3 separate regions of the Homo sapiens genome follow, and all the other regions are linked to region 1. A link is a loop called in an ENCODE intact Hi-C map of the cell type or tissue named here. Cell type or tissue: CD4-positive, alpha-beta T cell. All regions are shown on one strand. Links, peaks and the distances in the headings refer to the core of each region. The heading gives the core; the rest is flanking DNA. Region 1 has its middle 68 kb from the start of BRWD3. Region 2 overlaps HMGN5 (high mobility group nucleosome binding domain 5). Region 3 has its middle 180 kb from the start of SH3BGRL.

Region 1 (11,203 bases), core at 1,517-9,516:
GTTAGCCAGGATGGTCTCGATCTCCTGACCTCATGATCCACCCGCCTCGGCCTCCCAAAGTGCTGGGATTACAGGCGTGAGCCACCGCGCCCGGCCAGTCCTTTGAAATTCTGATGAGCTAATTAGTAATTTACTTCTCTCGAAATAGCCCTTTCCAGCATGATGCAGTAGAAAGAGTAATACTGTGAGGGTCAGGAAACTTTTGTTCTAATCCTGGCTCCTTCATTAATTGTACAACTGTGGAAAAATCACCAATTTCTTTAAGCTTTAAAAAAATATCTATACAGTGAGTGTACTCCTAGCTGTAAAATTCTGACTGTAATCTTTAGTTCCATCCCATTACTTCTTCCATTTAAATTTTCGATATCCATTCAATGAAGATGCAAGTCTCTTATTTCTGTTACCTCTTTCAAGATACAAATACTCATTCAACACATCCCCACTCCATTTTACTCTCAATTGTCCTATATTTTCTCTTTTTCTTCTTAGTAAGGTGCTTTATGAAGCCCCTGATTCTTTGTAGGCAAATTTCATTTTGTCTTAAAACCTGTTTATCACCCCCAACAAAATCTGGCTGTCACATGAAGACATCAGTTTCTCTGCAGTCTTTCTCACTGGAGATTTTACCCGCAGACACCTAAAGCATATGGTAGCTTCCCCATTGCCCAGCTTCCGCACCATGGGCAGCTTCTTCAGTGCTCACCTCCCAGAGTTTCCATTGACACTCCTTGCCCCTCAGGCATTATTCTAGCAGACAGCTTCCAAATGAGACACATTGGCATGATTAGATTTCCCAGGCTCCTTAGAGGGTGATTTTCCGGTAATCCCTAAAGGACTAATTTCTAGCAAGTTCCACCTGCGTAATGCCACAGTGACTGATCTTTCATGTTAGCGTCCACTCCAACAAGGTCTGGATCTCAGCCCTGGGCTGGAGTGGGGTGGGAATGCTCTTCCTTGGGTGCTCTATTTCAGCCCTAGAAGTAGTAGTTGCTCCTTATTTTTGCTACTCCTATATTCTTTAAAGGTCACCTTACTGTTTACTAACCAATCCCTCATTATTCCCGTCTGCTGTTATATATAACATTCTTTATCTTAAACTTTCCTCTATTCAATTTACTGTGTGCTCTCTCTCTCTCTCTCTCTTTCTCTCTCTCTCTCTCCTAGTTGGACTAAGACTCATACTGAAGTCTCTATGCCTTTTTAGCTTAATTTACTCCTTAATCCCTTCAATCAGGCTGCTATTCCTACTGCTACTGTGGAAAAAATGTGAAATCTAACCATCTTTCTCCATCCTGTGGTTTCGCTGCTTGGGACAGAATCCTCTTGAAATTCCAACTTAGGCTTCTATGATACTATACCATTCCATTTGTCTTCCTGAATCTCCAATTGTCCCTTCTGTTTTCTATATTTACTCTAATTTCTTTTCATGTTTCTTAGTTGTTATTACCAAAGTGTGAATATTTATCCCTTGGCTATTTTCTGTTTTCTCTCTTCTCTAGATAACTCATAGTCTCTTGGCATTAGCTACCATCTCTGATTTAATGACTTCCAACTTATGTTTATAGTCCTATCATCTCTCCTCATCTTAGTTCTACATTATTCATTTTTTTATCCAACAAATATTTCCTGAATGCTTACTCTGTGCTAGGCAATGTGGTAGATATTTGAAATACAAACGTGAACCAGGCACATTTCCTACACATGGCAAGCTTATTGACTGATGGCGAACACTGACATGTAAACAGAATATTATCATACAGTGTGGCAAGAGCTGCGGTTGAAGTAGAAAGTATTATTGGAACATAAAAAAACTCCTAACCTAATCTTGGTGGAGGTCATGGAGGATTTCCCAGAGACTGTAATATCTAGCAGAGAACTGAATGATGAGTAGGAGTTAACCAGGTGAAGAAGATTGAAGGGGTGGATAAAGTTGGAAAGTCAGTTCCAGACAGAAAAAACAGCATGTATAAAAGCCTAAGAAGTGTCATAGAGAACATGATGTTTTGGGGCGAAATTGAATTAGTTCAGACCATGTAGTTTCAGATCAATTAGCTAGACCATAGAGTTTAAGGGGAGAGTGACTAAACTTAAGCAAGCAGAAGTTAGAACTTCAAATTGTCTACTTTTATATTTATATTGTCTACAATTTTATATTTTATTTAACATGTACCTCTTTAAAGGAAACTTTCCTGAACTATTTTTACTACTAAAGTTATACAGATTTTTCCCTTCTCTCAATTCTACAACATTATTTATTAATATTTCACTTAACCCTATACTCTTGGACCTTGTTCCCTAGTTGTTTTATTTCCATTTAAGACTATTTATTGAGTATTTTGTATTCCAAGCTGCTGTGACGAGCACAAGAGATATAGGGGTGAATGAGATAGGACTCTTGAATAGCAGACTTTCTTGAATGCATGTCTTACCTTTTCAGCAGATTGCAAGCTACTTGAAGCCTGGGGCTGTGATCTAAGTTTTATAATAAATCTGTTTCTATTTAGAATAACTAGAAATGAAAAAAAATCAAGATGGACAGTTGAAAGTCTTAGGCCAATAAAGTTCTTTACAAATATCCCTAGGTGATGTAGTCACATTTTCAGGTATATGGAACAAATGTTCCATATATGTTCCATATATTAAATGGTATAATATATTTGGATTTTTAAGACTTTATGAATGAAAACTTTTATTTTGTTCAAGTGCCTATCACAGCAAATACTTCAAATATTTATCAAACTTGTATTCATTATTAGTTTCTGATAAACTGTAACTTGCATACATAATCTAGGGTTTCTCAACCTTGTCACTGTTGACATTTTTGGGTGCATAATTTAGTGTGTGTGTGTATGACGTGTGGGTGCTGTCTTGTACACTGTAGCATGTTTAGCAGCATTCCTGATTTCTTCCCACTAGATGTCTCTACCACACCCCTACCTAAGTTGGACAACCAAAAGTGTCTCCAGACATTGCCAAATATCCTCTGGGGAGAAAATCACCCTGATTGAGAACCATTGCAACTCTTTTCGGAGATTCATGGTACGCAGTTTTATGTTAAAAACAACCCCAATGACCTTGATTCCAATATTCAAAATAGGACTCCTACATTTGCATTTTAACAGAGGTCTGAGGACCCCACCCCACCCCCACTCACATAACAGTCAGTTTTTTGGCAGGGAGCATTATACTCAAGAAATCTTCATTTGTTTTTTAGAAATTAATATGAAATTTACTAATTCTTGGCATTGCTTTTCTCTCAATTAGAAGTAAACATTTGTTAGCCATGCATTGTGCTAAGGGTTCTGAAGGCATTATCTCACTTTAATTCCTATAACAACCCTTAGAAGTTGGTATTATTAGAAGTTTCTTCTGCATGTGAAGACACTGAGGTTTAGGACACCTCAATGACTTGTCCAAATTTATGCAGCTTGTGGTGTATTTGGGTTTCAAATCCAGATCTCTGACAACAAAACCAGTGTACTTTCTACTAATCACATGGACTGACATTTCTTTCATTTCAGTAATTCTCCAGTAGAAATGAGTTATATATTAATTATTATTACCAGTGGAGGGTGGTGGATCAAAAAGTTCTCATTCTAACATTAGGGAAACAGTTACTAATTTTATCCATTTTATACTCCACATCTCAGTTTTTATGTTGCTTAATGTTATAACCTACCAAAAACTCATCAGTTATTCAGCTCTAACAGGTTTCTAAACTAGAAGGGAAAAAAGATTGATTTCCATTACATACAAATAGATGTGTTTTAAAAATGTGTTAGGAGGATAAGGATATAATCACTCTGTGGTAGACGTTTTAGTAAGATTAGAGAAGTTTCAGTAGTCTTGTTGATCTTTTGTTCAATCAAAAGTAACGTCTATTTATTCAGCATGATACAGTTTAAAGGGTAGTGTGTTAGAATGAGGAAGGACTCTATATATTTTAGTCCTTGTCCTATCATTAATGTAATTAAGACCCTGAGAAAGCTATTTCTCTACTCTGAGCCTCATGTTCCTCACCTGTAAAAGGAAGAAAGTGGTCCACATGATTTCTAAAGTCCTTTTCAGCTCTACCATTCTAAAAAGAATTGTGTTGTAGAAAACTCCTCAGAAAGAAATAGAAATTATAAATAAACCATCATATAAAACACTACTAAGACTTTACTTTTTCAAAAAAAACAAAAAGACTTTACTTTTTCGAATGAATTAATGGCACTTGCAGTGACCTGGATGAGATTGGAGACTATTATTCTAAGTGAAATAACTCAGAAATTGAAAACCAAACATCGTATGTTCTCACTGCTATGTGGGAACTAAGTTATGAGGACATAAACACATAAGAATGATATAATAGACTTTGGGGACTTGGGGGGAGGGGTGGGAAGGGGGTTGAGGGATAAAAGACTACAAATAGGGTGCAGTGTGTACTGCTCAGGTGATGGGTGCAACAAAATCTCACAGATCTACTAAAGAACTTATGTAACCAAATACCACCTGTAGCCCCAATAACCTATGGAAAAAATAATTTTAAAAAGTTACTTTTAAAATAAAAAATGATTGATGGCTGGATGATAGTAGAACTTCAAAATTATATATAATACTAAAGTTGTTGGTTCCTTAGGGTTTTTATGTGATTGTTTTAAATTTGATTTTCATTTTACTCCATTCTTGCTTAAGGACTTTTTCTTACATTTCCTCTAGGTGGTGCTCCATAACCAAAAATCACTTTTTAGTCTAGTAGCTATCAAAAAATATTCTTAGTCAACAAGACACCCTCCTTTGTCTCCAAATTCTGTATTATATTTTATCTATGTCACAATTTATAGGATACTGGCACCATAAAACATAAATATATGTTTCTAAGTTCTACAAATTAATTTAATATAGCACAAAGCACCATCTGTATGGAATAATACCATCTGTTATGCCATGTACTGATCCCATTTCTCATATCTGTGTTATGGCAGCTAGCCATTAATTGGTATTAGATGTTCAGAATCCTGTTGATATGCTAGACGATCTGTATGTCATTTATAAAATGAAGGTATTAAAAACATAGGGCACCTAGAGTTAAATTTTCTTTATGCATATTCCACAGATGTGTTGTGAATATTTTAAAGACAAAATATTTTACTTATGTATCATATATTTTATTACTATTATATTTATCATTTCATAGTAGTATTAAATTTAAATTCATACATAAAATATTCTAGACCAAAAAAAGATTTTTCGACTTGTGTTTTTAAAAAGGTTTTGAATTACATTCAAATTAAAAAAAAGCTATCATTGCATTTTATCTCTTTCTACTTAAATATCCTTCCATTCTCTAGTTCTCTAGTCTTCTTAAGGAACCGACTACTTCTATAACTCTAATCCTCCACTATTGCTCTGCTTCCCACTCTAACCCTGAAGGTCAATGATGCCAATTCCTTGGTATCTAAATATTCAAAATTTTCAAGTTGAGTACCAACTTGAAAGATAAGATTATCTGTCTCTGTTGTTTTTGTGTATGATTTCTATTAGATAAGATCTTGTATTAAGCTGCTATTTTGAAAGAATTACTCACCCAGCAAATGTTTAAATTAACCAACATTGAGTATTTAATTTTTTATTTGTATCAATTGTTAGTACGGATAATTTGAAATCTAATTACATTTTAATAACAAATTATACCGATTTTTAAAAATAGGTAAACAATCTCCACCAATGAGCAATGATTAGAAGTGAATTTGGCATAAAGTGAAGGTTAGCATTTGATATTACTTAGGCTTTTTTTTTGGTTTGGAAATGCTGCTACAATAAAGATAATATTAAAAAATTTAACACCATGCATTTTATTTCTTGAATTAAAAACATATATGCATGAGAGAATGCATTTGGCTATTAAAAATGACCAACCACAAAACCTTATTACTTTATTAATTTTTAAAGTTTTATTTATTTATTATTTTTATTTTAGGTTCAAGGGTACATGTCCAGTTTTGTTATATAAGTAAATTGTGTGTCACAGTGGTTTGGTGTACAGATTATTTTATCATCCAGGTAATAAGCATAGTACCCTATAAGGAGTTTTTGAATTCTTTCCCTCCTCCCACCATTCATCCTTAAATACACATATGTCCATGTGTACTCAATAAAACCCTCTTACTTGTTTTAATGCTCCAAGGTATTTCAGGCTGCAGATTTCCTCCAGTTGTTATTTCACAATATCAGTTAATCAAAGGGCATATTTAAAATTGTGATGTAGTGATGTTACTTTGAGAGGCCAACTAAGATATCAGAATGCAAATATTCTCAGGATATTAGAAATAAATTTTGAGTTAATTATTGTGCTAACTCCTTTAAATAAATTGCCATACTATTTTACCTTTAGACTCTTGTACATCATTTTATAAAACTTTGCAAAACCATTGGTGTTTCATCCTTGAGTTATGGCCATTCAAGTTGAAGTTGACTACCATCTTGTTTATATTGGAATTAAATTTTCTTTTAAATAAAACTATGACATAATGATCCATCTGTTTAAAAAATATAGAACAACGTTTTTATACTAGCAATTTGTTTGATTGACTTATTATCCCTTCCTAGAAAATAATATTGTGTTTAAAACAGAGAAAGCCTCACAATAATTAAAGGTCAGCAAACCAGGAATCTAAAGACAAGTTCTGGGCTTGACTCAGGTCTAAAGATTAGGTCACAGCTGTGTATATATATGGGCAATTGATCTAATCTCTTTATTTCACTTTTCTTGCTTGACCAACCCCAAAGCATAAAGCACTAGATAAATGCAAGTTATCATTATTATAGAAAAATATTTACCCTGATTATCCCCTCATAAATGCAAACTTTGCAACAATATGCCTACCATAACTGTCAAGGGCAGAAAAACACTTTCTTTCTATAATATACTCTATGAGATTCTCTGCTCCAACCAGGCTTTTGCCCAACTGCAGCAGCCTTTCAGCAGAAGTTGGCACCTTTCCAGGTTGCTCTGGCAGTTGCCACATTAGGTACTGAACAGTGACAGCTGCATACTTGGGAGACTACCTGAGCACAGATGCTTCTAGCCTTTCACCTCCAAAAAGGAGCCATGTAGTTCACATTGAACATATACATTGCTGATGAGCGGAGAGCAGGAGAAGAAGAGGAGGAGGAAGAGAAAAACATGACAAAAAATTCTCCTTCTCATAGAGTCATAGAATTTTAGTAATGGAAAGGAACTTAAAGGTCATCTTGTGTAATCACGCATTCCTTTTCCTCATTCTACCCAGCACCTTTATAGACCTAAGGAGATTTTCCTCTATGTTTTATAAATTGCATAGAGACAAAAAAGAAAAAGTATATGTGATTCAGTTGTCAGTGAAAAAGATACTGCTCATGAACTTTCTAAACTGTGCACCCACCTATATCAGAAATAAATGATGGAAACAAAATATAAACAATTAAAATGTCATTATCACAGCTCTTAGAAACAAATGGGTAAAATATGGAAGTGAGTGAAAATAAAACCTGGACTCCAGTGAATCTCTGCAATTGGTGTATTATTGATTTCAGTAGCAATATTATTTATCTATTGCTGTGTAATGAATTACCCTAAAACTTAGAGGCTTATACAGTCAACTGTAACACAAATAACAATCATTTGTGTTATGGTTTTTGTGGGTCTGGAATCTGAGCATAGTTTAGCTGAAAGCCTCTGACTCAGAGATTTTTACAAGGTTGCATTCAAAATGTTGGCAGCTGCTGTCATCTCAGAGCTCAACTTGGGAATGACTTGCTTCCAGCTTCTCTCACATGGTTCCTGGCAGGCCTCAGATTCTGCCTGGCTGTTGGCTAGAGATATCAGTTTATTGCCATGTGGGCCTCTCCATAGGGATGCTCACGATATGATAGCTGGCTTCCCTCAGAGCATGTGAGTGAGATGAAAGAGAAGGTGTACAAGATGGAAGCCACAGTTTCTTTGTAACCTAATTTTGGAAGTGACATTCCATTGCTATTGCTGTATCCTGTTTGTTAGAAGCAAGTTATGAATTCCAGCCCACATTCAAGGGGAGGAGAGTAGACACAAAGATGTGTATACCAGGAGGTGGAGATCATTGAGGGCCTTCTTAGAAGCTGCCTACTATAGTAGCCTTTTTAATTCTATCATTTTAAAATGAGGAGGACAAGCAATTTGAAAATGTTTTACTATGACTAATTCAACATCGTAAATTCTAGTACATACAATATGGTTTGTTGAGAGTAAGCATATTCAAATTAATTAGCTGAATAAGTTTTTTTTGGTGTTTCCATATAGTTTATATAGATTATTAAAATTAAATATTGAGAATTCCAGTTCCAGCTAGTCCTTACTAAACCTCCCCCTTACAGCTAAGAAGGCAAATTGGCTAGGGATCTTGAGGAATAACTGGTGGTGAGTTAATGAGTTCTTCTAGAGCTTTAGGATGCATATATGAAGAGCAGACTTCATTATAGAGTACAGAAATTTGGAATGTATTACTCTTTTGGCCCACATGACATTTCTTGGAAAATTATTTTTTTAAAAAAAGTATAACTTTGGTATGATATTGTTTACTGGTTATCTCTTTAAAAAAATATATCCAGTACATAAAATGAACTGAGGGTACTTTCTGTTTAATTGAACCTGCAAGTTACTTGATTTGAATGAATATGAACATATTCTTTAATTGTAATTTATTCTTTATTCCCTCTTCTATATTGTATGTCTTTATTTAGTAACATTGTAAAGCCAAGATATCATAATATGAGATGTAAAATTTTATAATATCTCTTTTGAAGCTCCATTATCTAACAGTATGATGCTATCTCTAAAAACATTTTTATTCAGATAAAGTTTCTTAATATGTTTTAGGCAATAGTAAAATCTTGCTATGTTAGATATATTTATATTTTGTTGACAATATTGCATAAGTTTTTGTTTGGAATAAAAATTATAATGTCTCTAATTTATCGAAATTCGATTTATCTACAGGTGTGTGACTCATTTGTAGGTAAATGAGTTTATTGTGAATAATTGCAAAGACTAATCCATGTGTGAAAATAGTCATACTAGCTTCCTATTATGTTAAAATTTTACAAAAAAGCTCATATTTTTTCAAGCTAACATATATCAAGTATTTACCATATGTCAAACACTAGGCTAAGGACTTTAAATGCATTATCTCATTAATGTTCACATTGCCCTATGAGGCAAGACCTATTTATATCCCTATTTACTGGTGAAGAAATTGAGGCTAATGAAGATTACAGAGTCAGAATTTAAACCTAGGTCTTGGTGATATGAAAATTCCTGCTCTTAACCACCATGTAATACTGACTTTCCCATTCGTATAAATGACTTTGTATGTTGTAGATCAGTCCAATTTGACTTCGGTTGTTTCAATAACAGGTATTTGCAAAGCTGCTCATGCTTTGGCTATTGTATGGCTGGGGGTTTGCTTGCTTGTTAGTTTGCTTAATTGCTCATTTGTGATTGGTTATACCGTGTGTAACTTTCTCACTATTCATGCTTGATCTCCAGTAGGTCTTTTTCTCTTAGTGCAGAATTAAATGCCTAGAGTTTGTATGAAAAATTTTCTCCACTCTTTCCTTTCTGTATTCAAGATTCCATGTAACACCTAAATGTGAAGTGAAACTGAAAACAAAGCATTTAAAAATTTGGAGATTCCTAAATATCTAGAAATCCGATGTTGTTTAGCCAAACATCTGGGCGTTTGAATATTTCAGCTTCCAACCACATGCCTGGCAATCTGCAGAGATAGCCTGATGTTGATAAGCCTTAGAACTTCTTAGGCTTACTTTAGTACCATCTACTCTCCTCCAATTCCAGGTCGAAATGTATGAATCAGAATAATTCAGAGGATTGCTCTTTCTTTTTGATTTACCTGGAAGATTTTATGTCTTTCTTATAAATTAAAATAAAAATATTATCAGTCCGGTTTTGACTTTTCCATTAAAATCTCCTGTGGGTTTTTCCCCCAAAGATGGCAGATTCAAGGCAGTGTTCGCATGCCTCTCCCACTTGAAAACACAAAATAGTGTGTAGATATTCACCTTGTGAACTTTTTCACCCAAGAAACAATGCAGGAACTTAATGGGAAAACTAAAATCCATAGATTATTTGAAAGAAGCAGCAGGCTGCCACCTACACCGTGAGCCAGGTGAAAAACTGTTAAGTCCCCAGAATGTGAGAGGAGAGACACCGCCTGCAGAATATACACCCCCACTGGGGAAAATGGAAATCCAGACCACAGGGGAAGGCCTTAACCCTACGCTGTGCCAGAACTGAGTAAGAGAGTGGTGAGAAATATAAAAGTAGGAATGGCGGTGGGAAGAGCCTTGCATGCATTCCCATCTTCAGCATGGTCCAAGAAAGCCATTCCTTATCCTGCCTCACAAGAGACGTCACAGAAATCTGCCAACTAACTCAGGCAGTGGTCACAGGTTGAAAGAAGCTCCCAACTTAATTTTATGCTGTAACCTTTAGTGGGGCAGAAGCCCCTTCACCAGAACCAGGAGGTGAGTGGGAAGCGTGCTGCAGCCACAAGTGCAGGAGCTGGGTGCCCTGGCTGTGCCAGCAGACTGGGAGAGGTGTGGCCTGAATGCAGTGGTTTCTGTCTCCATGGGGAAAGCTTATGACCTGGGGCAGTTTTAAGTTTTGAGTGTAGACAACCTGGAACTTAGCTTGCTGTGGGTAGTGGAAAACTGCATGTGGGAGATCTGCCTTGCTAAGTGCGTGGAAGCTGGGTGGGACTTATTACCACCTGGTACTCGCCACTCCCTGCCTGAACTCTTCTGTGCAGCAGAGAGTTATGGTCCTCTGTGCAACATTACCCCAGTGGCCAGAAACTGCTCCCCCTGACTTTCACAGGGGCCATTCCTTGCTCTACACATGGAGAGTCTGAGCAGGGACCTGCCTGACCCAACCCCAACCTGGCTTTGCCCTTCCACTGCCCCCACCCCCGGTAGCTTAACATGAAGGACAGAAACTTTTGGGAGATTTATAGCCCTGCCTATCACCTGAGAAACCAGAGTATTGCCCCTGGGTACCATAAGGCAAGCATAAATTCCACTGCTACTACCACAGCTACTGCTCTTTTGAAAGTGTCACCTCCTGGCTGAGGGTCAGCCAACACAGTCCATTACAGCATCTCCAGGTAGAATAGCACTGAGCCCAGGA
Region 2 (11,130 bases), core at 3,131-11,130, 320 kb after region 1:
AGTTTGCTGAGAATGATGGTTTCCAGCTTCATCCATGTCCCTACAAAGGACATGAACTCATCCTTTTTTATGGCTGCATAGTATTCCATGGTGTATATGTGCCACATTTTCTTAATCCAGTCTATCATTGATGGACATTTAAGGTAAGAGTAGTTTACACACCACAGTCACAGTGCTACAATTTTTTTTCCTGTGTACTCATTATTACCAGTTTACTTTGTATTTCAGATGATTTCTCATGGCTTATTAATGTTCTTTTATTTCTGACTGAAGTCCTCCTTTTAGCATTTCTTGTGGGACAGGTCTGGTGTTAATGAAATCTCTCAGCTTTTGTTTGTCTGGGAAAGTCTTTATTTCTCTTTTATGTTTCAAGGATATTTTTGCTGAATATACTATTCTAGAGTAAAAGTTTTCTTCTTCCAGCACTGCTGGACTGTAAGGTTTCCACCAAAAAGTCTGCTGCCCGAGAGTCTCTCTTTCTCTACCTATTCTTGAAAGCCAATAACTGTGTTAAGATTTTCCCCTTTGATGCTATTTTCTAGATCCTGTAGGTGTACTTGTTTTTTATTGTTTTTTATTTTGTCTCCTCTGGCTGTGTGTTTTCAAATAGAATATTTTCAAATAGCTCTACCTATTTGTCTCTACCTACCCCCAGCCCCTGGAAGCCACTGATGTTTTTACTGTATCCATAGTTTTGCCTTTTCCATAATGTCCCATAGTTGGAATCATACGGTATGTAGCCTTTTCAGACTAGCTTATTTCACTTAATAGTAAGGATTTAAGTTTCCTCTATGTATTTTCATGGCTTAATAGCTCACTTCTTTTCAGTATCTAATAATATTTCATTTTTGGATGTACCACAGTTAATCTATTCATTCATGTACTGAAGGACATCTTATTTGCTTCCAAGTGTAGGCAATTGTGAATAAAGCTGCTATAAACATCCATGTGCTTGTTTCTGTAGACATAAGTTTTTAACTCCTTTGGAGAAACACCAAGCAGCATGATTGCTGGGTAATATGGTATGAGTATGCTTCATTTTGTAAGAAACCACCAAACTGACTTCCAAAGTGGCTGGGCCATTTTGCATTTCCACCAGCAATGAATGATGTTCCTGTTGCTATACATTCTCACCAGCATTTGCTGTTGTCAGTGTTCTGGATTTTGGTTATTCTAATAGTTGTGTAGTGGTATCTCATTGTTGTTTTCATTTACATTTCCATCATGACATACGAAGCTGAGCATCTTTTCAAATGTATATTTGCCAGCTGTATAACTTCTTTAATGAGGTAGGTGTTGCTTAAGATCTTTGGCCCATTTTTATTTGGTTGTTTGTTTTCTTATTGTTGAGTTTTAAGTATTTGTATATTTTCTTATTGTTGAGTTTTAAGTATTCGTATATTTTGTATATTTTGTTATTTGTATATTTTGTAAAACTGTCCCTTATCGGATATGTCTTTTGTAAACATTTTCTCCCAGTCTCTGGCTTCTCTTTTTATTCTCTTGACAGTGTCTTCTGCAGAGCTGAACTTTTAAATTTTATTTGGTAACAGATTTATTAAAGTATAATTCATATATTATACAATTTATTCCTTTAAAGGGTACAATCTAATAGTTTTTATCTGCACTATATTCAGTTATGTAATCATCACCACAACCAATTTTAGGACATTCTCACGACCCCATAAATAAACCCCATACCCTTTAGTTCTCACCTCCCAACCCCTCTATTCTTCCCAAACCCTCACCACCAGCCTCTAGCAACTACCAATCTACTCTCTATCTAAATAAATTTTCATATTCTCTGTAAGAAATTTGTTAATTTTAATGATGTTAAGGTTACGGATTATTTCTTTTATGGACTGTGGTTTTGGTGTTTTATCTAAAATGTCATTGTTAAACTCTGAGTCACCTAGATTTTCTCCTATGGTATCTTCTAGGAGTTTTATAGTTTTGCATTTTAAATTTAGGTCAGTGATCCATTTTGAGTTAATTATTGTAACGGGTGTAAAATCTCATGTCTAGACTCATTTTTTTTTACATGCAGGTATCCAGTTATTCCAGCACCATTTGTTAAAAGAACTACCTTATTAGCTCAATTGCCTTCATTATTAAAGGTCAGTTGACTGTATTAATGTAGGTCTATTTCTAGGCTCTCTAGTCTATTCCCTTGATCTATTTGTTCTTTCACCAATACCACACTGTCTTGATTTCTGTAGCTTTATAGTATGCCTTGAAATTGGGTAGTGTCAGTCCTCCAACTCTGTTCTTTTCCTTCAATATTGTTTTATTTATCTTAAATGGTATGTTTAAACATTTTTATTTCCCATGTCTGTTACTAATATGTTCAAATACCATTCTATTTACATATTGATCTTGCAGGCAGTTATCTTGCTCAAACAATTTATTATTTAAAATAGTTTATTAGATTTTCTTTTGTATTTTCTACATACATGTGTATTATTTACAATTGGTTACATTTAAATTTATTCCCTTCCAAAAATTATAACTTTATTTTATTTTTCTTCTTTTATATTGCCTAGAATATCTAGCACTATGTTGAGTAGAAGAGGTAATAGCAGGTATTCATGTTTCATTCCCATTGTCACAGGAAGAAGTTTAATATTTCACCACTAAGTATACTGTTTGCTTTAGCTTTTTATATACATCTTTTATCAGATTAAAGAGGCTCTTTTTATTTCTAGTTTGCTAATTTTCAATCATGAAGGGAAGCTGAATTTATCACATTACTTTTCTTCATCTATTGAGATGATCATGTGATTTTTCTTCTTTCTTAAGTTAATGAGGCACATTACATTGATTGCTTTTCAAGTGTTGAACCAACCCTGAATTCTTAGTGTTGGGAAAGGCAATCTTGTGTATGCAGTCTTTTGACCCCCACATGGCCATTTAAAATAGGCATTGGGACTAAAATATTTCCTTAGCAAGAGATAAGCAGCCTACACACCCTGTTCCAGGCTAGAAATATTTTTCTGTTTCAGACTTACTAAGTGTTCTTTTGTTTTACTAAGTGTATGCATCCATGGCTCTCAGACATGTCCTAGCTTTCTGTCTTTCAGACTGGGTTGGTGTGGGTGTGGATAAGGGTCCTTTTTCTAAGGCACAAGAAGGGTGTGCTTATCCAGTTGCTCTGTGTTTGTTGCTAGGGGGTACCGTCTAGCCATGGAGGGTACCAACACACACTATTGAAGCTGATTGTGCTCTGTTTTTTTTCTATATAAGTAAAGTGTTGTTTCATCCAGGGCTTGACTGCATTATGTTCTCCTTCATGACTCTGATAAAGCGATGCAATGGGCATATGTGATTAGAGTCAATTCCTGGGATTAGCAAGTGATGCCCAGTGTTCTGCTTAACAATTAGAATAACCCAACTTGGTCATAAAGTACTATCCTTTTTATATACTACTGGATTTGGTTTGATACTACTTAGTTTAGTAACTTTGCTTCTATTTTTCAAGAGATGAGATTGGCCTGTGTATTTCTTTTCTTGAAATGTACTCATCAAGCTTTGGAATGAACACTAAGCTGCCCTTGAAATGATTGAGAAATATCCTTTTTCTTCTATTATATTGAAGAATATGGGTAAAATTGGCATTATTTATTCTTTAAATGTTTGGTAAATTTTGCCAATGAAACAACCTGGGCCTATAGTTTACTTTGTGGGAAGGTTTTTATTTATATATACAATTTTAAATTTTTCTTATGTCTTTTAGTTCTGTACATATTTTAAACTCACAAGACATTTGTTATTATTGTTTTACACATTGCTCATTCAGATTTACTCAGATATTTGCCATTTCTGTTGTTCTTCACTTCTTGCTGCATCTCTTAGCTATAATCTTTTTTATTTTACCCGAAATACATTCTTTAGTATTTCAATTAGTGTAAAACTTTGGTGAATAATTCTCTTTTGTTTATATGAAAGTGTCTTTATTTCACATTAGTTTGTAAGGGATATTTTTGTTGGCTTTAGATTTCTATGCTGACAGTTATTATTTTAGCACAGTTATATTCTATGCTGACAGTTATATTCTTTTAGAACATTGAAGCCATGTTTTCATTGTCTTCTGCCTCTCATTTGTTCTGATGTACAGTCAGCAATAATTTTTTTTTTTGCTACTCCTTTGATGGTAATACCTCTTTTTAATTTTTGTGTGCTTTTCTAGTCTTTAGTTTTCAGTCACATCTATTTTTTTAGGTAAGATTATTTTCAATCGAGTGCTAGACTTTGAGATGAAAATGTGGTACTAACAATGAGGCTCCAGATGATGCTATCTTTTTTCAAAGACATATAACTTTTGCTTTTGGAGCCTATCCAAGTCACCTTAAAGGTTCCTTTGGAGTCCATTCAAGTGTTGTTTTTCTTGTTTCTGGATTATAGCTGTTCGGAGAAATGATGCTATGTGACTTCCAAGATAAGGTCATAAAAGATGATCTAGTTTCTGCCTTGTTCATTGGGCTGTAAGCTGCAGTATGAGAAGATCAACTCTCTGAAGCTGCCATGCCATGAGAAAGTCATGTGGTGAAGCCATATTCAGGCACTCTAGTCAACATTTACATCTGAGCTTAATGTTTGAATCATTTCAACAAAGGCACCAGAAACACAAATAAAGAAACCTCCAAATGGTTTTAGCCTGCAGCCATCAAGTGACTCCCAGCCTTCAAGGCTTTCCAGCTGACGTCCTAATTACAGTAGAGAAGAGACAAGTAGTCACCTCTGTGCCCTGGCTGAATTCTTGACCTGCAGAATCTGTGAGTATAATAAAATGGTTGCTTCATGCCACTAAGCTTTAGGGTTGTTTGTTACACAACAATGGTGAAAGGAATGAGTGTTCTGGAGGTGTCAAAGGAAATAAGGAAATGAAAATGAATAAAAAGTATAAGATTGGAAGAAAAAATAGAGCTGCCATTTTTTATGGTTGATGTTATTGTGTAAATAGAAAATGTAAAAGAATATACAGATAAACTATTAATATTCACATATGAGTTTAGAAAATTACTTGATACAAGGTCAACATACTATAATCAATTGTATTTGTATATTGCGGTTATAAACATTCTACCTTTTTAAAAGGAAATATAAAGGGCAATGAATAGTCAGGACACTTCATGAAGAAGACCAAAGTAGGAGAATTTGCCATATTACATTTCAAGATATTTAAATTTATAATAAGTAATATAGTGTGGTAATGGCACAAGGGTAGACAAATAGACAAATGAAACAGAATACAGACACCAGAAACAGACTCACGCATGTATAATCATTTGATTTTTGACAAAGATGGTATTGCAAAATAGTGGGAAAAGGGTGTAGTTTCAATTATTGGTGCTAGAATAATTGGATAGCTATTTGAAAAAAATTAAACTTGACATATATCTCAAACCTTACACACAAATCAATTCCAGGTGGAATGTAGATCTAAATGTAAAAAGCACCACAATAAAGCTTTTATAAATAAATGTAAGATAACATTTTCACGTTCTCAGGGTCTGGAAAGATTTCTTTAAAAATTCACAGAAAAGCATTAACCATAAAGAAAAATATTTTATATATGACTAATTAAAAATGTTTAAAAAAAGGCTAGCCTCAGGATAAAAGTTACTTGCAACACATAGGGACAAAATGTTGCTATTAGGAATAGAGACAAAAAAATATAGAAAAATAGAAAAAGTTCTTAACAGATATTCCACAAAAGAAAATATATAAATGGCAATAAATATATGAAAAGATGCACAACTTCTTAGTAATCAGTGAAATGTAAATTAAAACCACTGTGAAATACTATTCCTCAGAAAATAAAAGGGCTAAAAGAGAAACAAAGTGTCCAGAATGAGGACCTTACACTACTTTATACAATGCTAGTCATACCATTCTTGGATTATGACATTCAATTCTGGGACGACCTTTTGTAGAAGAGAGAAACTGACAAACTGAAACATATTTAGTGACACCTCTAGAGATCACAGCTTATGAAGAATGGCTAGAGAAACAGGAAATACTAAGTTGGAGAAGAGAAGGCTTCATATTACAAGGATAAAGATGAGTTTATAATGGGTAATTATTAGAATCAAAGAAACATGAAAGGAAACAGTTCTCAGCTTAATCTCAGAAAATAATGTTCTAATGTTTTAAGCTGACTAAAAGCAGAATGGAAATGCCTCTGGAATTTTCAGCTCACTGTAACTGGAGGTGTTCATAAGTAATTTCTGGACAACCACTCTATGGAGTTATTACTGGTAGGATGTGGGGGGAAGATAGAGAGCGTATTAGTCAGGGTTTTCTAGAGGGACAGAACTAATAAGATAGGTGTATATATAAAGGGGAATTTATTAAGAAGCATTGACTCACACGATCACAAGATGAAGTCCCACATTAGGCTGTCTGCAAGCTGAGGAGCAAGAAAGCCAGTCCAAGTTCCAAAACCTCAAAAATAGGGAAGCCGACAGTGCAGCCTTCAGTCTGTGGTCGAAGGTCCAAGAGTCCCAAAGCTGAAGAACTTGTATTCCAATGTTCAAGGGCAGGAAGCATCTAGTACGGGAGAAAGATGTGGGCTGGGAGACTAAGCCAGTCTAGTCCTTCCATGTTCCTTTGCCTGCTTTTATGCTAGCAGTGCTGGAAGCTGATTAGATGGTACCCAGCCAGACTGAGGGTGGGTAAGCATCTCCCAGTCCACTGACTCATATGTTAATCTCCTTTGGCAACACCCTCACAGACACACCCAGGAACAATACTTTGCATCCTCAATCCATTCAAGTTGACACTCAGTATTAACCATCACAGAGGGTTAGAGTGACTTCTGAGGTTTTAAGGGGTTTAAAATTCCACCCTATCCCTATCCTGTCTCTTTCCAATGATAACCAAATTTATTCGCTCCTCCTCTGGAGTCAGTGATACCCAACGGAAGAGTGGGGCAGTAACCCTTACTCAAACTATCAGAAGGTTTTGGAAATAGGGGATGCTCCTGAGTAGAGCCTTATTTTTCCTTGAGACCATTTACTGTTACTGCTCAGGGACAACGCATGAAATGACATTCTATCCCTCTGCTGGAATTCTGTAAAGAGCTAATAAAAATTACATCTCTTAAGTCCGGCGCTTCAAAGCCTTCCACATTGTTTTTCTATAGCTGAGTGGCGCCCTCTAGTGGCTCTAATCATGAACGTACCATCTGGGATGAGATCAGACCTCTGAACACAATACTTCAGGACTCCCTCTGGTAAGGAGTCAATGTTGCTTCCTGCTGATGCACATCACTACATAGCAGGTGACTGAGACAGGATAAGAATTCTTAAGCATAACACTCTGTTACTTAACCTACCCTATCTCCTCTGCAGATACTCCCCTTCTGCTGGCACTTGAAGAGAACAACAGTATATCCTCCAATGTGCGGTAATTTTGTATGTGATTTACATATTTATGTGTTAATGTGTTGTGTGTTAATAGAGAAAAAATTTTATATTACTGGTCTCCCATCTGCCAGAGGAGGCAGGAAGGTGGGCACTAGGGCATCATTGAGTGATGTTGTTGGTTCTTCTAAAAATCAAGGCTCTTTGAAGACCACCAAGACTCCAGACATTCTTACTTTGGAAACGGGAAGATTTGGTTACGCTTTGTGTCCCCATCCAAATTTCATCTTGAATTGTAATCCTCATAATCCCCACATGTCTAGAGAGAGACCAGGTGGGAGGTGACTGGATCATGGGGGTGGTTTCCCCCATGCTGGTCTAGTGATAGTGAATGAGTTCTCATGAGATCTCATGGGTTTTTTTTGTTTGTTTGTTTTTTGTTTTTGTTTTGTTTTGTTTTTTGAGGAGTTTAGCTCTGTCGCCAGGCTGGAGTTCAGTGGCGTGATCTCGGCTCACTGCAACCTCTCCCTGCAATTCTCCCACCTCAGCCTCCTGGGTAGCTGGGATTACAGGCGGCCACCACCACGCCTGGCTAATTTTTGTATTTTTAGTAGAGATGGGGTTTCACCTTGTTGGCCAAGATGGTCTCAATCTCCTGACCTCATGATCTGCCCATCTCAGCCTCCCAAAGTGCTGGGATTACAGGCGTGAGCCACTGTGCCCAGCTGATCTCATGGTTTTATAAGGAGCTCTTCCCCCGTTGCTCCTCCCTCTTCTGTCTCCTGCTGCCATGTGAGAAGGTCCAAGCTTGCTTCCCCTTTGCCTTCCACCATGATTGTAAGTCTCCTGAGGCCTCCCCAGCTATGCAGAACTGTGAGTCAATTAAACCTCTTTCCTTTATAAATTACCCAGTCTTTGGTATTTCTTTATAGCAGTGTGAAACAGACTAATACACACCACTTCACAGTGTATCAAACATAAAAATGCAAATGTACTTATAATCCCACTTAAATATAAATATTAAGCATATTCTAAAATTTGTATAACTTTGTTTTAAAATTTAAAAAATTTTCAGCCACAAGCAATTCATTAAAATATGCTCGACAGTGATTTCTCTGCAGAAACAGGAATTCTGCTTATGTGAGATAAAAATGTAAACTCCAAATTGTTTTCAAATGAAATGAAATTTTTACAAATAGTAAACTTAATATTCAATGAAGTTGACATGATAATGTTTTTCAGACAGTTCATTAAACATTTCTACACCATAATTTTGTAGTGTTTTGTAGGTAAATAATATTTTAACTTTCTCAAAAGTTTAAAAGTAGGTAAAATTTCTGCTTCTGGAAAAGGTGGGGATAGGTGATCTGGAACTCTCTTGATAAAGGGAATTTAAAATATTGGAAGGTATTTTATAATACATGAAAAATATCAAAGACCTCAAGAGGAAAGTGAGGAATTATCAGGGCGAGAAAAGAGGGTGAATTACAACTCCAAAGAGCTCAGTGATGATAAAGAGTGCTTCTGCTGAGGGGGTATTTGCTGATCAAGAAAATTCAGCTACTTTTGGTGTGGCAAATGAAAATAACTCACCTGGAGACTCTTAGTTCTGAGTGAGGGGTGAGAGCATAGCAGTGTCCACTTGAGAAGGGAAAGGGATGTCATACTACGGTAGTATAAGACAAATTATGTTCATTTTGCAAAATGAAAAAAAAAAAACAGAAGAAAGAGTCTCCTGTTGCATAGGCCGAAAAGTGCAATAGCAGTAGCCCTGATGTTGGCAATGAGGAGGGTGACTAGATCATGCTGACTTACTTTTGCCTGATTATTTGTATAAAGATTTTGAGTTGTGTCTAGCAAAGGCAAGAGTTGGATAAGTGGAGAGGGCAGAAAAGGTTATGAGAATGTGGGGAGAAGGTGAAGAAAGAAACAGGAAGAGCAAAGGCATGAGAGTGATCATAAGCATGATGATTGCAGCAGGTAGTCAACAATGATTACGTACATAGGGAAGTTAGTTTGGGGGAGCACTAAGTAAGATTGTATGAATAGTGTGGGCCTAGATTATGGTGAAAACTGTTTAGCAACATAATTTAGGTTTAGTTCGATAGTCAATGGAGAGCTAATTTAAGTATTTCTGCCTACGTTGTCTTCAGTAATATAAGAAAGTGGTGTTTTAGGATGAAAAAATTGCTAACTTTTTTTTTAGTACTTTCACTCTTCCAGGCAGTGAGTTAACAGTAATAGTTAAGAAGGTGGCCTCTGGAGGCTAGCAGCATCCTGATACCAAAGCCTGGCAGAGACACAACAACAAAAAAGGAGAATTTTAGGCCAATATCTCTGATGAACATCGATGTGAAAATCCTCAGTAAAATACTGGCAAACAGAATCTAGCAGTACATCAAAAAGCTTATCCACCACGATCAAGTTGGCTTCATCCCTGGGATGCAAGGCTAGTTCAATATATGCAAATCAATTAATGTAATCCATCACATAAACAGAACTAATGACAAAAACCACACGATTATCTCAATAGATGCAGAAAAGGCCTTCGAAAAAATTTAACAGCCCTTCATGCTAAAAACTCTCAATAAACTAGGTATTGATGGAACATATCTCAAAATAATGAGAGCTATTTATGACAAACCCACAGCCAATATAATACTGAATGGACAAAAACTGGAAGCATTCCCTTTGAAAACTGGCACAAGACAAGGATGCCCTCTCTCACCAATCCTATTTAACATAGTGTTGGAAGTTCTGGCTAGGGCAATCAGGCAAGAGAAAGAAAGAATGGGTATTCAATTAGGAAAAGAGGAAGTCAAATTGTCCCTGTTTGCACATGACATGATTGTATACTTAGAAAATCCCATTGTTTCAGCCCAAAATCTCCTTAAGCTGATAAGCAACTTCAGCAAAGTCTCAGGGTACAAAATCAATGTGCAAAGATCACAAGCATTCCTATACACCAATAACAGACAAACAGAGAGCCAAATCATGAGTGAACTCCCATTCACAATTGCTACAAATAGAATAAAATACCCAGGAATCCAACTTACAAGGGATGTGAAGGACCTCTTCAAGGAGAACTACAAACCACTGCTCAATGAAATAAAAGAGGACACAAACAAATGGAAGAACATTCCGTGCTCATGGATAGGAAGAATCAATATCGTGAAAATGGCCATACTGTCCAAAGTAACTTATAGATTCAATGCTATCCCCATCAAGCTACCAATGACTTTCTTCACAGAATTGGAAAAAACTACTTTAAAGTTCATATGGAACCAAAAAAGAGCCCACATGGCCAAGACAATCCTAAGCAAAAAGAACAAAGCTGGAGGCATCATGCTACCTGACTTCAAACTATACTACAAGGCTACAGTAACCAAAACAGCATGGTAGTGGTACCAAAACAGATATATAGACCAATGGAACAGAACAGAGGTCTCAGAAATAACACCACACATCACAACCATCTGACCTTTGACAAACCTGACAAAAACAAGCAATGGGGAAAGGATTCCCTATTTAATAAACGGTGCTGGGAAAACTGGCTAGCCATATGTAGAAAGCTGAAACTGGATCCTTTCCTTACACCGTATACAAAAATTGACTCAAGATGGATTAAAGATTTAAATGTAAGACCTAACACCATAAAAACCCTAGAAGAAGACCTAGGCAATGCCATTCAGGACATAGGCATGGGCAAAGATTCATGACTAAAACACTGAAAGCAATGGCAACAAAAGCCAAAATAGACAAATGG
Region 3 (11,203 bases), core at 1,470-9,469, 500 kb after region 1:
CATGAAAATCTTTGGAAGATCTTTGTTTTCTAATCATAGATACTGTAGAGTTCTAGGACATCACAGATATAAAGTCCCATGTTCTAGAATAAATTTACTCTTAAAAATCCAGGAAACTAAACCTCTCTCTCCTTTCTCTCGCACACACACACACAAACACGAAGTAGCCCATACATAAAACAGGCATTGGAAGAGGTAGAGTTCCTCTGATTGAAAGAGGAAGAATAAAGATTCTGCTCCCTCTTATCACATTTAGGCAGCCATTGAGGGGAATCCTTAAATAACAGTTTGAATATTATTGGTCTAACATAACACTCTTATAGGTGAAAAAAATGATCCCCAAAGAGAGGGAATGAAATTTCCCAAGGAGTTAGTGAGTGACCAAACTGGCATTGGTGCCTATGTCTTCTGATTCCCAGTCTAGTTTTCTTTTTGCTTTTTAAATTGAAGTACCAGGTGTTTATATGCTAGCAATGTGATGATTTCATAGACCTATGCTGCTTCTTTATCATTTTGAGAACAGAATATGACTGTGATCATCAACATCATTATTAGCATTATCACTGGCAGCTGTAAGAAAGTTTATCCTGTGGCATGCATGCCAAAAATGTTTTGCAGGCTTCTGTATAGTGGAAAAGCTTGCTTCCAAATGGTGCCATAAACTGCTGCTCCAGGCCTCCAAGCACCAGAGGGACCAGTTGTCACATAACCACTGGCAGTCACTCATCATTTCACATCTCCCATCCCATCCATTATTCTTAATGGATCCGTAGATCCATTAAGAATAAATGTTGAGGTATTTCATATGATGCGATTATTATGTTTTCCATGCCTATATCAAAGCATCTGATGTACACCATAAATATGTACACCTACTAAGTATCCAAAAAATTAAAATTAAAAAATAAAAGAATAAATGTTGTTACACTGTGTATTTTGTAAATTTATTCTATTTGCAGAGGGGAGAATTGTTTTCAAAGAGAAATAACAACATTGGATGTTATCATTTTCCCATTGTTTTAATTTTACTGACTGAGCAGTGGTGATGAAATAATCAAAATGAGCAACTGAGAGTTCATATAATGAATAGGAAAAATACTAAAATGCAGTGACTATAGAATCTCCCTAAGAGGAAAGAAAAGCTATTAAAAATGAATCTGACTCCCATTATTTGTTTGAATAAACAGTTAAACATTTTCTCTCTTCTCTCCTGCCACTTCAGACCATTAAGACTGCTCTTTAATATATAAATATATATAGGACATCCATTTCAGCAATGCTAACATCCAAACAAAGAATAACAAAATAAATCTCATTACTTGTTACATTTAGTAATCTAGATGTTCCAGACTATGAGAACTGATAGCTGACTTATACAGAGCAGTGGCCAAACTAGCCAGTGTGAAGAGCCCTAGACAAATAAAAATCTCAGGAAGGGATATAAATGTTTATATGTTCTACAGAAAAATAGCATGTTTATAGAGTGATAGATTTCTTACAGCTCATTTCTCAACATGGGATCTACTTCAGAAACACATGAGAAATTTCTCTGAGATAAATTTTATTGGCCTCATCCCTGATCTACTAAACTTGACTTTGAGGTTTGGGCTTGGAAAAGTTATCTGGTTTCTAATACAGACATTTGGTGAAGAACTTCTGACCTAGATTAGCTCCTTCACTGTAAAGATAAGGAAATGTAGAGTAAGAAAGAGTAAATGACTTGCTGAAGGTAACTTTTTTTTCCTTTTCACCTGTATCCATGAACAATGAATGTTGGAGCCTGAGGGAGGTAAGTGGTACAGAAGGGTTCCCCTATTCGAGGGAGTTGCATATTCTAAATGAGAAGATAAGATTAGGAAACATTAAACAAGTAGAAAATAATTCAAGACAATTACTTTTTTTTCCTGAAGAGGTTGGGGGTCTAGGTGAGGAATTGGGAGACCCAATATTGAAGGACACAGATGGATACAGGGTCATCTACCCTTGCTTTGCAGAATCTCTCATACAGTATTTCATGGGAAAGATTGGACTCTGTTGAAGTGCAATGTGACTTGGAAATGCAGGTGTGATTTTTATGCTTTTTTAAAAATGTATTTTAGGTGCAAGAGTACATGTGCAGGTTTGTTATGTAGGTAAACTGTGTGTCATGAGAATTTGGTATACAGATAATTTCATCACTCAGGTAATAAATGTAATAACCAGTAGGTAATTTTTTTGTGATCCTCTCTCTCCTCCCACCCACCACCCTCAAGTGGGCCCCAGTGTCTGTTGTTTCTCTCCTAGTATCCATGTGTTCTCATTGTTTAGCTCCCACTTACAAGTGAGAACATGCAGTATTGGTTTTCTTTTTCTGTATTAGTTTGCTTAAGATCATGACCTCCAGCTCTATCCATATTGCTGCCAAGGAAATGATCTCATTCTTTTTTATGGCTGCATAGTATTCAGTAGTGTATATGTACCACATTTTCTTAATCTAGTCTACTGTTGATGGACATTTAGGCTGATTTTATGTCTTTGTTATTGTGGAGAGTGATGCAAACGTACATGTGCATGTGTCTTTATGATAGAATTATTTATATTACTTTGGTTATATACCCAGTAATGAGATTGCTGGGTTGGAAGGTAGTTCTGTTTGTAGCTCTTTGAAGAATTGCCATGCCGCTTTCCACAATGGTTGAACTAATTTACACTTCCACCAACAAAATAAGCGTTCCCTTTTCTCCACGATCTCTCCAACATCTGTCATTTTTTGACTTTTTAATAATAGTCATTCTGACTGGTGTGAGATGGTATCTCATTGTGGCTTTGATTTGTATTTCTCTAATGATTAGTGATATGGAGTAATTTTTCATATGCTTGTTGGCCGCATGTATGTCTTCTTTTGAAAAGTGTCTGGTCATGTCCTTTGCCCACTTGTTAATGGGGTGGTTTGGGGGGTTTTGGTAAATTTGTATAAGTTCCTTATAGTTTCTGGATATTAGACCTTTGTTGGATGCACAGTCTGCAAATAATTTCTGCCACTGTGTAGGTTTTCTGTTTATGCTGTTGATAGTTTCTTTTCTTTGCAGAAGCTCTTTAATTAAATTACGTTTGTCAATTTTTGTTTTGTTGCAATTGCTTTGGTGTCTTCATCATGAAATCTTTGCCAGGCTCTATATCCAGATTGATATTTCCTAGGTTATCTCCAAGGATTTTTACAATTTCAGGTTTTACATTTAAGTCTTCAATCCATCTTGCATTGATTGTTGTATGTAGTGTAAGGTAGGGGTCTGGTTTCAATCTTCTGCATATGGCTAGCCAATTATCCCAGCACCATTTATTGAATGGGGAGTCCTTTGCTCTTACAATTTTTCACACTTAGAATAAATATTAAAAGTATCCTATGAAAAGTCTATAAAAGGCTTAACCTGAGCAGGCAAGCCGTTTTCTGACTTCATCTTTAGCATTTATTAGACACAATGCAAAACTTTTGGATGATCCCCCCAAAATCACATACTTAATACCCTTAAAACAGATAAGACAAGGAACGTACCTAATTGTAATGGATTTGATTCAAAATGGTGCAAGACTTGTTAAAGAAGCATAATGGAAGAGAAATAAAACTATGCGCTGATTTTCTACGAGTAAGGCAGTGTTGTCTTCCTTTAGGAAGAAGTGACTAGTGCAGAAGAGAAAGAAAAGGATGTTGGAGTCTCATGTGTGGAAAGAACAACTAATTATAGGAATAGTTCCTCAGTTGGAAAGGACAGAAAAACACAGTTCTGAGGAACAGGTACAGAAGCCAGAAAGAAGGCTTCTCTAAGAGAATTTTACAAAGTAATCAAGAAAATAATGATAAAGTTCTGAATAATTATTTTAGATTTCCTGCTCTCTATTTAAACTTAGACTAGCTTGGACCAGTTAGCTTTTTAAGGTTTCTTTTTCCGCTCTATTATTATCAGGGGAGGCAGAAGAGAAAAAAGAACATCAGAGGTGAGGTCAGATTAATCAGGCTCACATTATAGATTGCCTATTATCAGAGCTTTTGGGAGTCACTGCCTCATCTGTAAAATCAGGTTACTACTTTTCCTACTTATACCTCAAAGGAATATTGTGAAAATTATATATGCATATATATTGATAAATATATACTCTGCATATATAAAAATATATAATATGTATATATACTCTGCACATATATATATATATGTAAAATGTGTTTGGAGGTGCTTTGTAAACCAACAGCAAAGTCTGTACAAATGTTAAAATATTATTCATGCAGTTTTTTAACTTTCTTTCCCTCCTGCAAATTCCAAAGGTTCTTAAGTTTCTTGTAACTCATTCTAGAGATTGAAGTAAATATAACAATAGTAATGATAGTAACAATAATGTAACATCTATTGAGTGCTTATTATGTGTCAAGCAACATTTGTAGGTGATTTACCAGAAATAACTAATTTAATCCATATGATGGAAAATTATATTTGAGGTTACAATTTTCTTTGTACACCAGAAAACAGTTTCTAGGTTGCTGTCTTAGTCTTTTGGGGCTGCTATAATAAAATAACATAGATGGATGGCTTAAACAACAGATACATATTTTCTCACAGTTGTGGGGGCGAGAAGTCCGAGATCAAGGTGAGAGATTCTGTTCATAGTAAGCCCTCTTCCTAGCTTTCAGACTACCACCTTCTCATTGTATCTTCATGTGGTGGAGAGAGCTCTGGTCACCCTCTCTTCTTATAAGGATACTAATCACATCATGAGGACCCTACCCACCTGACCTCATCTAACTCTAATTACCTCCCAAAAGTTCTGCTTCTGAATATATCATATTATTGGGTATAATTATAACATATAAATTTGGGGGAGATACACTCAGTCCTTAACAGTTGGAAATGAAGATGTTAGATTATGCTGTAGTACTGACTAACTTCCAGAGATGTTGTTACTGAAGATACCCCCAAATGTGCTAATCTTCATCAAGCATCCTATTTTCTCATGAGAGTCTCCTATCTTCCAGAGTGTTTATGCAAACACTCCTACCATAATAGTTCTTTGACTTCTAGTCCATTGATACCTCTGACTTTTTCCTTTATGGTAGCCTCCTTCTATTTTCACTTTCCTTCCCATCTATTTCAGATTTCATGAACCATTTATTTCAATAACTATCTTGACAAACAGGCACTACTTGTGAAAAGGTGGTCTGTTGTATTCGCTTTCTCCTAAATTCCTTTATAACCCACAGCTTTTGTGTAAGCCAGGGAAAGATAAGGGTGCTTGATCTGTGTTTAATGTGTGTCTTAGCCTCTACACTATGCCTGTCTTGTTTCCTGTTACAACTTCCAGGCCTAGCATGGTGTCTGTTACATATTTATCAAAGGAATAAATAAATTAATCATACCAGAATTAGGACCAGCTTATAGGCATTCAAGATAGATTTTGGATCATTAAAAAAATATTCGAACAATTAGAACAGTCCAAAATAGGATGGGCTGCATTATGAATTCTGAATTTCTATGTCACTGAAGATATTCAGGGAGGGCGTAGGTACAGTTAAGGAGAGTGCATGAGACCAGGTGTTTTATGAAGTCTTATCCAATCCTGGATTCTGTTATCTAGAAATAAAACTTGCATAAGGGACTGGAAGTTCATTCATGAAAGAAGAAAATATGAGTAGTTTTTGATTACACATTTAAATTTGACAGTAAAGTTTTAAAATTTGTTCTACTATATTAGTAGAATTTACGCAGGAATACTGACTTTCGTAAGCCATTTATTCAAGTGTTCCAAAAGTCATTATTTTTCCATAACCAAACTTCATTTCAACCTTGGGTTTTGAGTCCACCTAGTGGCTGAAATTTGCTATTAATCAATTCTGGGTAAGCTCAAGTAACTTTAAGGTTTCTCAGTTATTTTAGGGCTCAAATTCAGTCTAACAAGAGCTTGTCCTCACCTCATCCTCTTTCCCCAGTGTGGCATAAACATTTCCAGCTGCTCAAATAGTATCATGGCATCTGCAAGGAGGCACTTAGTCATTAATGTCTGTCCATACTGGCATCCGCTAAAGCGTGGAAATCCATCTCTCTTTAGCTAATGTTTCCCCTATGCTAGAACCTGCTGAGATGGCTTCAAATACATATTTTATTTGCCCAAACTACACTTCACCTAATCCCCCACCCTCTGCAGTATTTACTTCTCAAAATCAAAATCACAACCCGTCAGGATTTCTCTCTTTTTCTCTCCCTCTCTCTCCCATCCCCTCTCTTGTTGTACTTCATCATTTTTTGGTAGTATGAGAAAATATAACTACCCCTTTATCATGCTGTGCCATGTGAAGTTCCCTCCATCCCTGTTAACATGTTGATGCAGGGAAGCTACTGTCTTCCAGGATTCTAAGTCTAAAGAAGGACGCATGCACCCTCATTTTTCAGATATTCTGTTCTCAGAACCCTTTCTAAGAAACCATAGCTGGAGTAAGACTGTATTATTGTCTGTGATGCTTTACCTCCCTAGTCTAGTCTATGAAGCTCATAGGTGGAAATATGCTTCTTATGCCAGCTTCTATTATTCTCAACATTTTTTTTTGAGACAGGGTCTCACTCTGTTGCCCAGGCTGGAGTGCAGTGGCACGGGGTGCTCACGGCTCACTGCAGCCTCAACCTCCCTGGCACAGGTGATTCTCTCACCTCAGCCTCCCGCGTAGCTGGGACTACAGGCATGTGCCACCACATTGGGCTAATGAAAAAAATATTTTTTGTAGACAGGGGTTTTCACCATGTTGCCCAGGCTGGTCTGTAACTCTTGGGCTCAAGGGATCCTCCCTCCTCTGCCCCTCAAAGTGTTGGGATTATAGGCATGAGCCACTGGGCACAGCCAAGACTATTATTTATAGTATAATTTTGGCTACTGATGCCCAGAGTATTTTTTAATAACAGATTTATAATTCACGCACCATAAATTACATCTGTTTCACTTTAAAATGTACAATGTTTGTTTGTACATTTTTGTTTCATTTGTTTTTAGTATGGTCACAAAGTTGTGCAATCATCACCACTATCTAATTTCAGAACATTTTGGTTACCCCAAAAATAAACTCCATGCTCATTAACAGTCAGTTCCTATTACTCTCTCCTCCAAGTTCTTGGCAACTACTAATCTACTTTCTGTTTCTGTGAATTTGTCTTTCCTGGACACTTCATATAAATTGAATCATGAAATAAATGGCCATTTGTGACTGGCTTTTTTCATGTAGTATAATGCTTTCAAGTTTCATCCATGTTGTAGCATGTTATAAGTACTTCATTCTTTTTTATGGCTGAAAAATACTTCGTTGTGTGAATATACAAAATTTTGTTTACCCATGTATCGGTTGATGAGCATTTTGATTTTTAACAGTTTTTTTGTTATTATAAATAGTGTAGTTATGAACATCTGTGTAAAAGTTTTTGTGTGGGTATATGTTTTCATTTATCTTGGTTATATGTATAAAAGCGGAAATGCTGGGTTCTATGGTAACTGCTATGTTTAACTTTTTGAGGAAATGCCAAATTGGTTTTCCCAGAATTCCACCATATTCCGTTCCAATCGACGATGTTTGAGCATTCTAATTTTTCCACTTTATCATCATTCGTTATTGTCCATTTTTTAATCATAGCCATTCTAGTCAGTCTGAAGTGATATCTCATGGTGTTTTGATTTGCATTTCCCTGATGACTAATGATGTGGAGCATTTTTTCATGTGTTTGTTAGCCTTCTGTATATCTTTTCTAGAAAAATATCTAAACTTTTTTTCTTACTTATAAATTGAATTTTTTGCCTTTTTGTGGTTGAGTAGTAATAGTTCTTCACATATTCTGGATACTATACCTTTATCAGTTATATAATTTCTAAATATTTTCTCCCATTCTATGTATTATATTTTCACTGTCTTGATCATGTTCTTTTACACACAAAATTATTTAATTTTGAAGTTCAATGTATATATTTTTTCTTTGGTTACTTGTGCTTTGTCATGTCTAACAAGGCTTTGCCAAATCCAATATAACAAAGTTTGCACTTATGTTTTCTTCTGAGTGTTTTATCATTTTAGTGCCTATATTTAGGTCTATGATTCATTTTGAGTAAATTTTTGTTTATGGTATGAAGTAGGAGTCCAACTTCCTTGTTTTGCATGAGAATATCTAGTTGTTAGGGTACTATTTGCTGAAAGGACTATTCTTTCCCCATTAAATTCTCCTGACACCCTTGGCGAAAATCAATGTACCCTAAATATGAAGGCTTTATTCTTATATTCTTAATTCCATTTCATTGAGCTATATGTTTCTCTTTATGCCAGTACTATACAGTCTTGATTGCTTTAGTTTAGTAGCAGCCTTTTAAAATCATAAAGTATAACTCTTTTAACTTTTTCTTCTTTTCCAAGATTGTTTTGACTTTTTTCAGTGTTAATTAATAAATTTTTATTAGAACACAGCCATGTCTATTTCTTTACATATTGTCTATGGCTGCCTTCATGCTCCAAAGACAGAGTTGGGTAGTTGAAATGGAGACCATGTAACTTACAAAACTAAAGGTACTTACTCTCTAGTCCATTACAAACATAATTTGCTGGCTTCTGTTCTACAAATATATTTCTTCCAAGGCTATAGATTATATAGTTTTTAAGTGTTACAAACTTATCATATTACAGTTCTGTAAGTTAGAGATCTGACACAAGTCTCACTGGGCCAAAATCAAGGTGTTAGCTGGACTGTGTTCCTTCTGGAGGCTCTAAGAGATAATTTATTTTGTCTTTTCAAGCTTCTAGAGCTGCCACATTCCTTGTCTCATGGCTCCATCCTCCATTTTCTTTTTTTATTTTTAATTTTTTAAAACGTACCATCATTACCATTTTAAATATACAGTTCAGTGGCAATAAATACACTTATGTCCTTTTTTGTTCCCTCCTCTTCCACTCCCCTCTCCTCTTCTGGCCTCTGGTAATCAATGCTCCACTTGCTACCTCCATGAGATAAACTTTTTTAGTTCCTATATATGAGTGGGAACATGCAATATTTGTCTTTCTGTGCTTGCCTTACTTCACGTAACATAATGGCCTCCAGTTCCATCAATGTTGCTGCAAATGACAGGATTTTATTCTTTTTTTACGACTGAATGATATTGCATTGTTTATGTATCACGTTTTCTTTATCCATTCATCCACTGATGGGCACTTAGGTTAATTCCATATTTTGGGTATTGTGAATATTGCTGTTTTGACTATTCTGAGTCCTGTGCACTTCCATATAAATTTAAGGATCATCTGGTCAATTTCTACCAAAAAAATGCTATCCAGGATTTTGATATGGATTGCTTTTCAATTTGAGAGTATTGTCATGTTAAAAACACTAAGCTGTCTAATCCATGAATGAGCTATTGTCTTTTTCTTTATTTAGGTCTTTTAAAATTTCTTCCAACAATGTTTTGTTATTTTCAGAAAATAAGTTTTGAAATTCTCCCATTAAATTAATTCTTATTCTTTTATTTTTTATAGTATTATAAATAGAATCTCTTTGTTAATTTTACTTCCAGATTATTCACTGCTAATGTAGAGAAACACAATTTTTTTTTCAATATTGGTATTGTATTCTGCAATCCTGTTGAAGTTCAATCTTGTTCAAATTGTTTGATTGTTTTAATTATTATTTGGTGGATTCCTTAGGATTTTCTAGTTACAACATACTGTCATCCACAAATAGAGGTAGTTTTACTTCTTATTTACAAGCTGTATTACTTTATTTTTTTTTCTTAGTCAAATTGTCCTGGCTCAAAGATACCTATTTGTTGGCATATGGTATATTGCATTTCCTTATCATCTTTTCTATTTTTATAAGTTCAGTAACAATGTTCCCTGTTTATTCCTAATGTTAGTAGTTTGCAGCTTTCCTTTTTTTCTCTGTCCATGTTGATAAAGTTTGGCCATATTTCTTGATGTTTTCAATGAACAAACATTTGAGTTTGTTGATTTTTCTCTATTGTTTTTATTCTCTATTTCATTTATTTATATACTAATACTTATTATTTCCTCCTTCTCTTGGTTTGTGTTTAGATTGTTTTTCTATTTTTAATTCTTAGGGTGAAAGGTTAAGGTATTTGTTTGAGATCTTTATTGTTTTTGGAATATTAAAAAGAAGCCTTTCCTTTAAGCTTTAGATTTCACTGTATCTTAGTGTTTTGGTATGTTGTGTTTTCATTTATATCAATCTACAGATATTTTCAAACTCATTTTGGGATTCCTTCTTTAATCCATTGGCTATTTAGGAGTGTGCCATTTAATTTCTACATATTTGTGAATTTACAAATATTCTCCTGATATTTATTTCTAGTTTTTTGACCCCAACCCTCCTCTCACCCTCCACCCTCCAGTAGGTCCTGATGTGTATTGTTCCCTTCTTTGTGTCCATGTGTACTCAATGTTTAGCTCTCACTTACAAGTGAGAATATGCAGTATTTGGTTTTCCGTTCCTGTGTTAATTCTCTTAGGATAATAGCCTCCAGCTCTATCCATGTTGCTGCAATAAACACAATATCATTGTTTTTTTATAGCTATGTAGTATTCCGTGGTGTATATGTACCACATTTTCTTTACCCAGTTTACCATTCATAGGCATCTAGGTTGATTTAACGTCTCTGTTACTATGAATAGTGTTGCAATAACCATATGTGTGCATGTGTGTCTTTTTTTTTTTTTTTTTTTTTTTTGAGACGGAGTCTCACTCTGTCGCCCAGGCTGGAGTACAGTGGCGTGATCTCGGCTCACTGCAATCTCCGCCTCCCGGGTTCACGCCATTCTCCTGCCTCAGCCTCCCGAGTAGCTGGGACTACAGGCGCCCACCACCATGCCCGGCTAATTTTTTGTATTTTTAGTAGAGACGGAGTTTCACCGTGTTAGCCGGGATGGTCTCGATCTCCTGACCTTGTGATCCGCCCGCCTCGGCCTCCCAAAGTGCTGGGATTACAGGCGTGAGCCACCGCGCCCGGCCACATGTGTGTCTTTATGGTAGAATAATTTATGTCCCTTTGGGTATATACCCAATAATGGAATTTCTGGGTCAAATGGTAGTTCTGTTTTAAATTCTTGGAGAAATTTCCAACCTGCTTTCCACAGTGGCTGAACTAATTTATATTTCCTCCAGAAGTGTGCAAGCATTCTCTTTTCTCTGCAACCTCACTGGCATATGTT

What was found. Hi-C counts contacts between places; a loop is a spot of excess contacts. Peaks named below come from ENCODE experiments on the same cell type or tissue, not always from the same donor. Only the 100,000 strongest peaks of a DNase experiment are listed, where the experiment ranks them.
Region 2: it touches region 1 in a loop (10-fold over the local background); 22 of 110 quality-filtered maps call a loop at or near these places.
Region 3: it touches region 1 in a loop (11-fold over the local background); 23 of 110 quality-filtered maps call a loop at or near these places.

Annotation. Positions count from the first base shown.
Region 1 is chrX:80,872,355-80,883,557 of GRCh38, forward strand. No RefSeq gene overlaps it. Among named protein-coding and RNA genes, the nearest start is that of BRWD3, 68 kb to the left of the region's middle. In CD4-positive, alpha-beta T cell, for the core only: no CTCF peak of the experiment used is centred there; a DNase peak (open chromatin) is centred at 4,717.
Region 2 is chrX:81,188,749-81,199,878 of GRCh38, forward strand. All of the region lies in intron 1 of HMGN5 (high mobility group nucleosome binding domain 5), which reads right to left. Among named protein-coding and RNA genes, the nearest start is that of HMGN5, 7.6 kb to the right of the region's middle. In CD4-positive, alpha-beta T cell, for the core only: a CTCF peak has its summit at 7,150 (motif pointing left); a DNase peak (open chromatin) is centred at 7,163.
Region 3 is chrX:81,371,712-81,382,914 of GRCh38, forward strand. No RefSeq gene overlaps it. Among named protein-coding and RNA genes, the nearest start is that of SH3BGRL, 180 kb to the left of the region's middle. In CD4-positive, alpha-beta T cell, for the core only: CTCF peaks have their summits at 5,846 (motif pointing left) and 6,047; no DNase peak of the experiment used is centred there.